Linked DNA regions of Mus musculus: region 2 is linked to region 1. Evidence: chromatin contacts called from ENCODE Hi-C or POLR2A ChIA-PET data. All regions are on one chromosome and are shown on one strand. The core of a region is the stretch at or near the end of the contact, and the rest is flanking DNA. Distances in the headings are between cores, read along the strand shown.

Region 1 (6,217 bases), core at 1,077-3,576:
CACCTCCTAGTAGTGCCACTACCTGGGCCAAGCATATACAAACCACCACACCCTGGAGAGAGAGGAGAGCGGGAGGGGGAGGAAGGGGGTATCTATCTCATGATATCGACCTTGGAACTCAAAACTTCATGTGGTGTTAGGATTGGGCTCTCCTTCTTTTGCTACACAAAGGGTGTCTCACAAAGGGTGTCTGCACAGACAGGGGTCTCACACACTCAAAATAATAGCTATGTGAAGAATGAGGGTCATGAAGAGGGGTACACAGTGCCAGGATTGAAGGTCACAGAGCTGAACACCACCCATTATCCAGCTGCAAAACTGAAAGGGTGATACCCCAAGGCTTTGACCTGTCCTCCCTTTCTCTGTATGGAAGATGGGGACCAGAAGGAAGAGGGGACAGTCTCTTTGCTCCAGTTATCAAGGGACCCCCCCCATGATCTGGGAGAGCAACGAAACCTCCTACCCCAAGGGTCCCATAGCCCACTACTACCCTCTACCCTTCCCTAACCCAAGACCAGGGAGGGCATGACTGCTCGGGGACCCTGGAAGACCCAGAAAAAGCAAGCAGACTGTGACATGGTTCACTTAGGGTGCCTTCTCCCCCCCCCCCCCCCCGTGAGGGAGTACTCTCCTGAACCTGGATAAAACCTGCTGTCTCCTGGATCCCCTTTCGCTGTCTCCCCAAAGCTCACTGGAACTCACTCTAGGACATGAGTCTTGGGGTCTGAGGCTATTCAGAAGCACTTCCTACGGTATCTGCCCCTCACCTCTGGCCTCAATTTTCATCTGGAAAGTTAAATTATAAGGGCTTGAAGACCACTCTGGTTCTGACTAGCTAGGGCATCCTTCAAAGGGTTCCATTCTTGGGCATCCAGACTTTGAGAAGATTCATGAACAAAGTTCTTGGAAACTTAGATGTGAGAGGCAGTCTGGCAGCCGGAGTGGCCCCTCACCCTCAACATATCTTTACTGGCTATAGAGAGTTCCCAGGCTAGACTTCAGATCATGATGGCCTCGGGACTGGTGGGACATCTCCCATTCCCCAGGTAAAGGTTACCTGGCAGGGAGATCTGTCTCTGTGACCCTCAATTCTTAGTCTAGAAAAAGGTTTACAGCCTGGGCTGTAGGGACACACAAGTAATTCCAGCTACTTAGGATGCTGAGGCAGGGGGATCAAAAGTTGAACAATTTAGGCTGTAGAGGGGACCAAAGCTAGCCTAGGTAAGTTTGGGAGGTCCTGTCTCAGAAATAAAAAAGTACAAAGAAGGATGGATGTATAGCTCAGTGGTAAGGAGCTTACTGAGCAGGAGGGAGTCACAGGTTCAAACCCCACCCCCACAAGGTTAAAGAGAACTAGGGCCAGAGAGATGGCTCAGTTAGAAAGGCCTTGGAGACCTGAATGATGCCTGGGCCCCACATGGTGGAACGCGACCAAGTTCCAGAAATTGTCCTGTGACCTACACACACATGCACACAATAAATGACATATAATAAAATTAATTAGCCAGGCGTGATGGCACACACCTTTAATCCCAGCACCGGGGAGGCAGAGGCAGATGGATCTCTGAGTTCAAGGCCAGCCTGATCTGCAGTTTGAGTTCTAGGATAGCCAGGGCTACACAGAGAAACCCTGTCTCGAAAAAAACAAAGAATTTTTAAAAGTAATTTTTTCTGGCTGGTGAGGTGGCTCACTGATTAAGAGCACCGGTTGCTCTTCCTGAGGTCCTGAGTTTAATTTCCAGCAACCACATGGTGGCTCACAACCATCTGTAATGGGATCTGGTGCCCTCTTCTGGTGTGTCTGAAGACAGCGACAATGTACTCATATACATAAAATAAATATATCTGTTTTTTTTTTAATTAATTTTTTTTTTCAATAAAGGACCTGGGACTGGCTCAGAAGGCAAAACGAGGGTGGGCTGGGGAGGGTGCGCCTTGAAGGCTGGGGTTGCTCAGAGCCATCATTGCTGTCTATGTTGAACTAATTCAGGATGGAGCCCCCGTGCGAGGCAGTGAGAGGGCCTCTGATTCTGGACCAAACCTCGAAGCCCCAGGGAGGAAGTGTGGCGAGGGCAGAGTCAGAACAGCCTGTTCCCTATCCCTTGCTCCGTCGATCCTGGGCACTGCAGGGCCTTTTGAGAGGCCCAGGAGCCTGGGGGTGGGGCTGGATCTCTTCGAGGGCCTGACTCATCTCTGGAGGCGCCCTCCTCCCCTGGGCTCCGAAAGGCCAGCTCTCCAGCGAGTGCCTCCTGCTCTGCTGGGTGGGAACGTCGAGTTCCAGCCAGCCCCGGAGGGCGGTGTCTCGCAGGAACCCGCAGCCTGACCAGCACAGCAAAAGGAGACCTGCAGTCTAGACCTTGCCTTAATGGAATCCTGTGTCCTTAGGGAAGCCGGGCTGCGCGGCTACAGCGAAGGTGGAGTGTCCAGACACACTAACCAGCCCTGCCGGCCTCATTACCTGCCCTCAGAATCTGGTTTCTGGTTGAAGCTCTTGCCGTACAGAGCCAGAATTCAGTGCCAACTTCATTTTCAACCAAACTTTCCCCACCAAGCACATGCCACAGTGCCAATCTCTCCCAGACCTACCTCCTCACCGCTTCCCAGCCCCCCCTGGGGTTTTTGTTTTTAAAAGCTATTTATTTATTTATTTATTTATTTTGAGACAAAGTCTTGCTGTGTAGCCTTGGCTGGCCTGGCACTGCTATATAGATCAGGCCGACCTCAAGCTCACAGAGCCCAGGGCTGTTACATTTCCCTGAGTTGGGGTTACAGGTGGCTAGAGCCACCCAGTGCAGGTCTTGGACTTGAACTCAGGTCCCCTGGAATATCAGGAGTTCCTGCTCTTAACCACTGAGCCACCTTGTCAGCCCTATTTTGCTTTGCTGTTGAAGCAATGGGTTGTATAGCTCAAACCTACCCCAAGTCCCCTAAGTAGCTGATGATGACCCTGAACTCCTGATTCTCTGCCCCCTCGACCTGAGTGCTGGGACTATATGCAAGAGCCACTGTGTTTGGTTTTATGTGGTGCTGGGGGTTGAATTTAGTAGGCCTGTATGCCAGGCTAGCCCTCTACCAACTGAGCTACATCCACAGATAGGATCTTCCTCCTACACAGACCAGGCTAGGCCTGCAATTAGTGATCCTCCTGGCCCCCTTCGGCTCTTACCGCTCTTCTCTTCCCCGTTTGACAGCTGGGCACACTGGGGTTCGAGTATCACCAGCCTAAAGAGTCAAGCCAGGAAGCAGAAAAGTCTAGTTTAACCCAGTGGGGAGTTTAGTTCCCATCTCCTCACTGCAGTCTCTGCTCTATGCCCTGGGGCCCAGGCTCCACCTAGGACAGGGGCATCAGCCTGGTTCATCCCAAGCTCCTTTCAGGACCAAGAGTGAAGCCCAGAGCCTGTTAGCTCCTAGTTAGCACATCAAGTGTGTGTGTGTGTGTGTGTGTGTGTGTGTGTGTGTGTGTGTGTTCAGGAACAGCACAGAAACAGACACACAGTCTCTGAGACAGAGATTGAGGGAAGGGAAAAAGAGGTCGCGTCCCAGCTGGGATTGTGGGACTGGAGTCTACCACTTCACCACACCTCACTCAAAGGATTATACGGGGCCCAGAACAGACGGTCCAGGAACCTGGCTAAGAGAAGATTTGGGAGGGGAAAACCACAACTTAGGCCTTGTTGTCAGGACCCTGGCACCCAACCTCCTTAGGGATTGAGCGCACAGATGCAGGAGGGTAGGGGGTAGGGGACGGTGGAGCCTGCTTCACAAGTCAGAAGCTATCACTGGGCCACTACCTTAGGACTGGTCTGGTGAGGGGTCATTCTGGAAGCCCAGGTGTGCTTCTGCAACAGGGTCATCCAGCCTGGAGGGATTTTCCCTTCCCCAGACATCTCTGCTCTCTCCCGAGGGCCTCTGTGCCTCACTAACCTTTCCTAGGTTCTTCTCTGCCAGGAAGCCATTCTGATGCCCAGAATGTCCCCACCCCACCCTCCACCCATCCCCCATAGCCTGGCTGCAATGGGATGGATCACAGGGTCCCTGTGGCCTCCAGGGGCCACAGTTTCATTGCTCAAGACTTTGTGGATGTTTCGATTGCAAATGTGTGACAGAGCACCCCGTTGATGAGGTGCCAGTGTGTGGAACACAGGGCCTTCACCCTGCTCAGCAAATACTCTTACCAACCCAGCCAGATACCCAGGCCTCACTGTGCCGACCTGACTGGCCTAACAGACCTCAAGTTCCTTTGCTTTCCAAGCTGAAATGTTTGCTTGTTTCTTTCTTTGAGACCCGGTTTCTTTGTATAAGCCTGCATGTCCAAGAGCTCACTCTGTAGACCAGACTGGCCTGGAACTCACAGACATCTGCCTGCCGCTGCCTCCTAGGTGCCAGGATTAAAAGAGTGTGCTACCACCTCCTGGCTTGAGCCAGAATTTTAAAGGAGTATGCTATCATGTCTAACCTCTTTTTTCTAAAAAAAAAAAAAAAAAAAACCAGTCAGACAAGATCTTCCTAAATTGCCCAGGCTGACCCTGAACTCAGAGATCTGCTTTCTCCTCCAAAGCCACCAAAATCAGGCTTATAAGGATGTCCCACTTCCTGTACATGGGGGTGGCTCTGGAGGAAATCAGTCTCCAGAGGCTGCATGACAGACACCTGTAACCCCAGTAGTCTGGATTCGGAAGCTGGAGGACCGTGACCCTGAGACCAGTTTGAGCTACTTAACAAGACCATGCACGTCTCAGAAAACCGAAGACTGTGGCTGTAGGTCCAGGGTAGAGAACATTTGCCTAGCTCGCTAATCCCAGCACACTTACACACATTTTAAAACAGTAATAAGCCCTCACATTCAGGCTCCCTGGACTCTGTATGCATGATGTTCTCTAGTAAGAAGAAATCGGCAGGGTACTGGAAAGACTGCTCAGTGGTTAAGAACCAGCTGAGAACCCTAATTCTGTTCCCAGCACCTAGGTGGGACTCTGGCACAACTGCCTGCAACTCCAGTGCTGGAGATCTGGTGCCCTCTTCTGTCCTCTGTAGGTACTGCACACACACACACACACACACACACACACACACACACACACACACACACACGACTAAAAATTAAATATACATAAAAAGGATTTAGCAGGAAGATTAAGAGTCTTGTTAGCAGATGATCAAAGGTCAGGAAAGGGACAAGCTATGGTCCCCCCCCCCATTTCTGTTATTTAGCACTCTTCCATAGTGCCTGCAGTCCCCATGGTAGCACTGGCCAAATTCTAGGCTATGAGCTACCAAACCAGCCTTCCCTGGCCACTCAGAGTCCCCAGGTGACCGCATTGTTCCTGACAGCTCTTGAATGTGCCAAAAATGTGGCTGACTCAACCACACCCCAGAACTCCAAGCCTGACACAAGACAAACGCAGTAACCTGAGGGAACCCAGGCACATGGGACTCCTGACTCACAGTGTCTGGACTCTGCTGCACAGTTAGGGTGGGATCTGACAAGTATGCACAGTGGGGGTTCTGGGCGCAGTCCTGGCAGAGGGCTTGCCATTGAATTCTCAGATTCTGTCCCCAGCCTTGCACAAAACGGGCATGGTGGCATGCACCTTACGCCCGGCAGCCACAAGCCACAAGGTGCAGGGGACATCTCTTGGTTAGGAACGTGTTTGCCTGGGACACATAAGGACCATGGAAAATCCAGGTGGCACGACATCTGTAATTCCAGGGCTGAGAAGGCAGAGAGAGGAGAAGCCCCCAGAGCTCACTGACTTGCCAGCCTTGCCAACTGGGCTCTAGGTTCAATGAATTCCCCAGTCTCAAAAAATAAGTTGGGGGCTAAGAAGATGGCTTGGAGGGTAAAGTGCTTGGGGACAAGCATAAGTCTCTGAACCTGGGTCTCAGAACCCGTATAAGAACCGGCACAGCCGTACATGCGCCTGGAATCCCAGCACAAGCTTTCTGTTAGCCAACCTTAATCCGTTATGCAGAGGTGATTGACAAGAGAGACCACACCCCAAGCAAGATGGAAGGCGATGAAACCCGAGGTTTCCCTCTGACCTCCACACACCCTGTGGCATGTGAGGGCCTGCACTCATACACACAAACACTATGTTCCCTTCCACTATGTAGCAAGTTTAAAGCAGTCTAGGATCCATGAGTTTCTGTCCCAAAATAACCAACAAACTTGACCGCAAAGCTAATGGTAGGGGAGCCAGCTAGAGGGAGAGACCTT
Region 2 (6,217 bases), core at 2,562-5,061, 120 kb before region 1:
CCATTCGCTGGTCAGGGGATCCTGGACTGCATAAATAGAGCTTCCTGTCTTCTTCCAGACCGCTCTGCCTCTGTGACTTAGGCCACGGTGAGGGACTGCAACCTGAACTGAGCTAAGACAGGCTCTTTCCCCTCCCCCGCCCCCCATTATGTTGCTTTGGTCAGAGAGTATATCACAACAACACACAAAGAAACTAAGGCAGGAATCTCCAGGTCTATTTCCCCTGCCTCAGAAAGCAGAAGAGCACGTGTAACAACCCGGTGTTCTAATTTAGTTTCTGTTACTGTGATAGAACGTCAAAACCAGAAGCAACCTGCGCAGGACAGGGTTTGTTTGGCTTACAGGTTACAGCGCATCGAGGGGGAAAGTAAGGACCGGAACTCAAATTGGAGCCCACAGAACAGCCCACTGAGCTCAAAGCGCTCCATGGCTTTTCCAGTCCAGAGCTTTCGTAAGCCTCCCTGCAAACAGCATGGTCTGGTGCGTCACAGCAACACGCTGCTCTCTGGCAGCCATCTCTGCATTAGCTACTTCCTGTGTAAAACCCCAAGACAAAAGCCACTTACAGAACAAAGAGTTTACTTTGGTCCAAGGTTCCAGAGAGTTCATCGTGGTCGGAAGGCAGAGCGGTCGGTGGGCAGCAAGCATACAGCGGAGCAGAGTGGGCAGCTGAGAACACACAGCAGCGGGCAAACAGAAAGTGGGGCGAGACCTCAACACTCCCACCCCCTCCTCAGAGATGTGCTTTTTCAAAGAAGGTGACACCTTCTTAAACCTCACAAATGGTGTCATCAGGGGACCAAATGTTCAAGTATCTGAGCGCCTGGGGAGCGTTAGCCACCCAAGCCACCATTCCCTACTGTCTCAATTACTTTTCTATTACTGTGACAAAACACTATGACCAAAGCAACTTATTTTTTTAAAAAAGTGTTTAACTTGACTTATAGTTTCAGAAAGTTAGAGTCCATGATGGCCAAGAAACAGCCAGCTGAGGGTCACATTCTGACCCACACCCATGAAGCAGAGGCCTCTAGAAATTGCATGGGTTTTGTTTTGTTTTGTTTTGTTTTGTTTTGTTTTGTTTTTGACACCTACAAGCTTGCTCCCCATCCCTCATCCCCCAGTGACACACCCCTGAATAAAACCACACTTCCAAAAAAAAAAAAAAAAAGCCGGGCATGGTGGCGCACACCTCTAATCCCAGCACTTGGGAGGCAGAGGCAGGCGGATTTCTGAGTTTGAGGCCAGCCTGGTCTACAAAATGAGTTCCAGGACAGCCAGGGCTATACAGAGAAACCCTGTCTCAAAACAAAAGCAAAAACAAAAACCACCACACTTCCTAATCCTTCCAAATAGTTCTGCCAACAGAGAGAGAGTATCCAAATGTCCCAGTCTATGGTGGGGGCACTCTTTTTCAGACCACCACACCTGTGTATCCCGGCTAAGCCAGTGACAGAAGAACTGTCTCAAGCTGAGAGTCAGTATGATGCCTAGCATTAAAATTCTGGAACCATCCTTCATGATGTCCAGAACATGACAAGGATGCTCAGTTAGTAAAAAGTCTTTCTGGTTTTACATTGCTCCAAGTTCTGGACCAGTTATCTCCCCATCCCATCCCCCGGCCCATGAATAGTGTGATTGTCTACTGGAGAACAGAAGAGATACAAAGGAAAACATGTAGAGCTCTGAAGACAGACATACAACCAACATGCAAGAATTTCCTTTCTGGTTGGGTGTTGGTGCCGCATGTCTTTAGTCCCAGCTCTCAAAAGGCAGAGGCAAGTGACTGAGAGCTGGACACCAGCCTGGTCTACAGAGTGAGCTGTAGTACAGCCAAGGCCGCACAGAGAGACCTTAACCTGAAAAACAAACAAAAATCCTTCCTTCCTTACTTGCTTTCTGATAGACTGTGCTTGTTTGCTCTCTCTCTCTCTCTCTCTCTCTTTTCCAAGACAGGGTTTCTCTGTGTAGCCCTGGCTGTCCTGGAACTCACTTTGTAGACCAGGCTGGCCTCAAACTCAGAAATCTGCCTGCCTCTGCCTCCCGGGTGCTGGGATTAAAGGCGTGCGCCACCACCACCTGGTTTGACTGTGCTTTCTTTATCCGTCCCTTTTTTCTAACTTATTTTGAAAATAATATAATATGTATAAACTATACATGCATGAATATATATTATATATAAAATTATAATATATAATTTTCATATATATTGTATATGCATTTCACTATATATATTTGCAGGTTTGGCAGCTCACAACCACCTGCAGCTCCAGCCTCAGAGAATCCAACGCCCTCTTGTGGACTCCTAGGGCACCTGCACTCATGTGTACATACCCAGACACATAATTAACAGAAAAGTAAAACTTTTAAAATGTCATCATTTGAGGCAGGGTCTCATATAGTCCAAGACATCTTCAAACTCACTATGTAGCCACAGGTGACCCTGAACTTCCGATCCTCCACAGTACTGGAATTACAGGTTATGTACCCCCATGCTGGGTTCCTGTGGTACTGAGATTCAAGCCCAGGGATCCATGACTTCTTGGCAAGTAGTCTCCCAACTGAGCTATCTCTACTACCCTCGATATTACTTCCTAGTTCTTTCTGGGCTTGATTGACTTCAATAATAATCTGAGCCAGTACTTTTTGTGTGCTTTCCCGCCTGTACACGGTGGCGAGATTGAGCTGGGTCCTGTCTCTATCACTATCACGCTCCGGAGTGTTTTATTTCTACTCTGCTCCAAGCCAGCATCTGTCACTTCGGCTGCCATTCTCCCTCAGATGTGAGTCATGCTTTGCTGTCTTTGCCCGTGACCGCTTACATGTCACACTTGATGCTGGCCCGCAGCTTCTCTGTCATCTTTCACCCATTCTGTCTGCCAAGATCCACAAGCACTGATGCTCTTTAGTCTATCAGAATTCAGAATGTTGCTTTTGCCTCCATTCCCTGGAGTGTGTGTGTGTGTGTGTGTGCGCGCGCGCGCACGCTCGTACGTACAGGTCAGAGGTTAACACTGGACACCTTCTTCTGTTGCTCTCTGTCTTACTTCCTCGAGACAGTGTGTCTCACTCATTTACCTAGATTGGCTAGCCATTGACTTCTGAGTTCCTGGGGTACACCCTTCCTTATTACCCAGTGCTAAGGTTACAGGGATACCCAGCTGGGCCCTGCTTTATATGTGAGTGTGGGGACTTGAACTCAGATCCTCCTGTTTGCACGGATAAGTGCTCTTACCCACAGAGGCATCTCTCTAGCACCTCCACCTTATTTTTGGTGACAAGGACCCTCACTGAACCTGGAGCTCACTAATTGGCTACATTGGCTCCCAGCAAGCCCCGGGGATCCCTCCTGTCAGGTCTGCGTGAGCATGTCTGGTGTTTTTATGTGGGTTCTGGGGATCTGAACTTGCATGCATCGGAACAGCATGCACCGTACTGCTACAGCAAGCACTTTGCTGACTGAGCCGTCTCTCCCAGCCTTGCTCCCGCTCTCGAAAGGCAATTTAGCTGAAAGAGGGTTCAGACTGATGAATGCTTGCTTTAATTGCCTTGACTATGCTATAACAACAATGTTCTCCAGCCTTTCCTGTGGCTGATGGGTTTGTGGTCTCACTGGGCTGTGTCTCGGATGACTAAAGAAAGCGTTCTTCCTCCTGAGACGTTGAGCCACACCTTGGTCCTGTCCCTGGCCATGTGTGACCTTGGACTTAGTTGCTCACTGTTCTCAGTTTTGTAAGCCTAGCTTCAAGGGCATTTGCTGCTGCTGCTGCTGCTGCTGCTGCTGCTGCTGCTGCTGCCTGGGCTGGTTGCCATGGTTACCCTCACCTGGGTTGGCTAGAGCTGCAGTAAGGAAGGACCACAGGCTGGCTGGCTTACAAAATAGAAACGCGTTTTCTCAGTTCCAGAGGACACAATTCTAAGAGGAGATGTTGGCAGAGCTGGCGTCTTCTAAGCCCTCTGTCCTTGGCAGATCGATATCTTCTTCCAGCATTCCCCTGGTACCCATCTCTCTTCTTCCCTTTCTATGTGAGTGTGTGTGTGTATGTGTGTGTGTGTGTGTGTGTGTGTGTTGTGTTGTTTGAGATAGAACCTAGGATTTTGTGCATGCTAGGTAGGCTGTTTACCAGTGAGCTGTACCCACAGCTCTGGGAGGAGGATGCCATCATCTCCCTATTGTAACTGGAGGCAGACATTATGATGTCTTTCCCTGCATCTCACCATGTGACCTTGGCTACCCAGTGGGCTCTCCCTCCCTCCCTGGTGGGCAACCCCACCTGACCCTCCTTAGCCTGTACCCAGCTCCTAGACACAAGACTAACTGACCTAACACAGCTCCGGCTGGAGCTACATGACGTCTGAAGGTTGGGCCTGAAAGGTTCACAGCATCTCTGCTGCATGGGATTGGTCGAGCCAGCATCTTGCAAGAGCATCCCCCTAAAGGGAGAGAGTCAGGAAGTGTGAACACTAATGACTGTGGTCAGGCAAAGCAGGACTGTCCAGGGGCCACGCCCATGCAACACTTTGTGGAAATGTTGATTTAAACTCAGGGCTGGGGGAGATGGCAGGCTGGGAAAGTGCTAGCTTTGCACTTTTTACTACACTTCTGTAAAAAGCCTGACATGAGGAATCACTTGTAATCCCGGTGCTGGGGAGGCAGGTGACAGGCAGCTCCTGACCAGACAGCCTAGTCAGCAAGTCTCAGGTCCCAGGGAGACCAGGGATCAAAACAAGTATCCAGATGTTAACATCTGGCCTCCATGTGCACCTGCACACTTGTGGGTGCCTAAACACACACACACACACACACACACACACACACACACACTCACACACACACACACTCACACACACACACACTTAGAACTGCTTCCAATCTTCAAAGTCAAGACAAGGGGCTGAAGAGATGGCTGAGCCCATAGAGCGTCAGCTTTTGAAGAGGACTAGAGTTTGGTTCTCAGCACCCAGGAGGGGCAGCTCCCTGGAACTCCAGCCCCAGGGGTTCAGCCACCTGCTTCTGGCCTCTGTGGGCACCAGCATATGTGCATACACACAAGGTTTTCTAAACATGGGAAATCAGTGCTGCTTTGATGATTTCCTACTGGGTGGGGGGAGCTTCCCTTTTCGGTTGCATATTTAATAGAAGTATCTAGGTGTAGACTCCTCTGGTTTGTCCCTTTGGGAGGAGACACTCCTATCACAACCCTAAGGACTGGATCCAGGGTGGCAAGCATGCCAGGCGGGTGTTCTACCAAGGAGCCACAGTCCCAGGCTCTGTGCAATTCATAAATCTGAGAAATGTTTTTCACCAATTCTGGAATGTTCTCAGACAACATCACATCAAATATGGTCTCTTTCTCCTTCCAGACCTTCTTCCAGACAGATCTTGGGCCTGACCCCTCTCTTTGTTTCACTTTTCCTACTTCCTATGTCATCACTAGCTCTGCAAGTCGTGTCCTGGGTGATTTCCTTAGCTCTGCCTTCCAGGTCACCAGAAGTTTCTTCAGCTGTGTCTTTCTTGTTTGTTTGTTTGTTTTTCGAGACAGGGTTTCTCTGTGCAGCCCTGGCTGTCCTGGAACTCACTTTGTAGACCAGGCTGGCCTCAAACTCAGAAATCTGCCTGCCTCTGCCTCCCAAGTGCTGGGATTAAAGGCATGCGCCACCACACCCCGCTTCTTCAGCTGTGTCTTATCCACCGATTCACCATTGACTGAGATTTTAACTCCAGTGACTATTTTTCTTTTTTGAAGATGTTTCTTCTTCCTAGTTCTTGGTGTCTTTTTTCCTCTTCTGGTTATTTTAAGTGATTTAAAGCAAAGCATGGTGGGTAGGGCTTATATGTAAATACTTGAGAAGCAGAAGCAGCAGGACCCAAGTTCAAGACTATCCTGTACAACATAGCAAAGTCCAGCCTCAGGAAATATATATTTATTTTGTATGTATGGTTTGTGTGTGTGTGTGTGTGTGTGTGTGTTAGAGAGGGGGAGGGGAGGCAGGTGTGTCTGTGGAGGTCAAAGGACAACATTGGGGATCAACCTTGGCCCTCCACCTTGGAAGAGTTGTGTCTTTTTGTTGTTTGTTGCTGTTCCAATGTCCCAAGAGTGCTGGGATTAAGTCTCATTCTGCCTCACCAGGGATTTGAACTCATATCCTCACGTTTGTGTAGCAAGTGCTGTATTCACTGAGCCCTCTTGTCAGCCCTTGCTGACAATATTTTTTA

What was found. Hi-C counts contacts between places; a loop is a spot of excess contacts on that map. ChIA-PET counts read pairs that join two places held with the same protein, here RNA polymerase II (POLR2A).
Region 2: a map of mouse embryonic stem cell shows a loop between it and region 1 (2.0-fold over the local background). The contact joins the promoter of 9330198N18Rik here to the enhancer-like site in region 1. A Hi-C loop is called at or near these places in 1 of 37 maps with a recorded cell type or tissue (mouse embryonic stem cell). POLR2A ChIA-PET finds 5 or more read pairs at or near these places in 1 of 5 experiments (Patski).

What each region holds. Positions count from the first base shown.
Region 1 is chr2:30,751,184-30,757,400 of GRCm38, forward strand. No RefSeq gene overlaps it. Among named protein-coding and RNA genes, the nearest start is that of Gm39783, 17 kb to the right of the region's middle. Within about 2 kb of position 2,327, at least 2 of the 3 ENCODE cell types and tissues checked have a DNase peak (open chromatin) inside an H3K27ac peak, as active enhancers do.
Region 2 is chr2:30,625,748-30,631,964 of GRCm38, forward strand. 9330198N18Rik (a long non-coding RNA gene) reads left to right here and starts at 3,812. Exons shown (of 3, transcript XR_003954017.1): 1 at 3,812-3,998.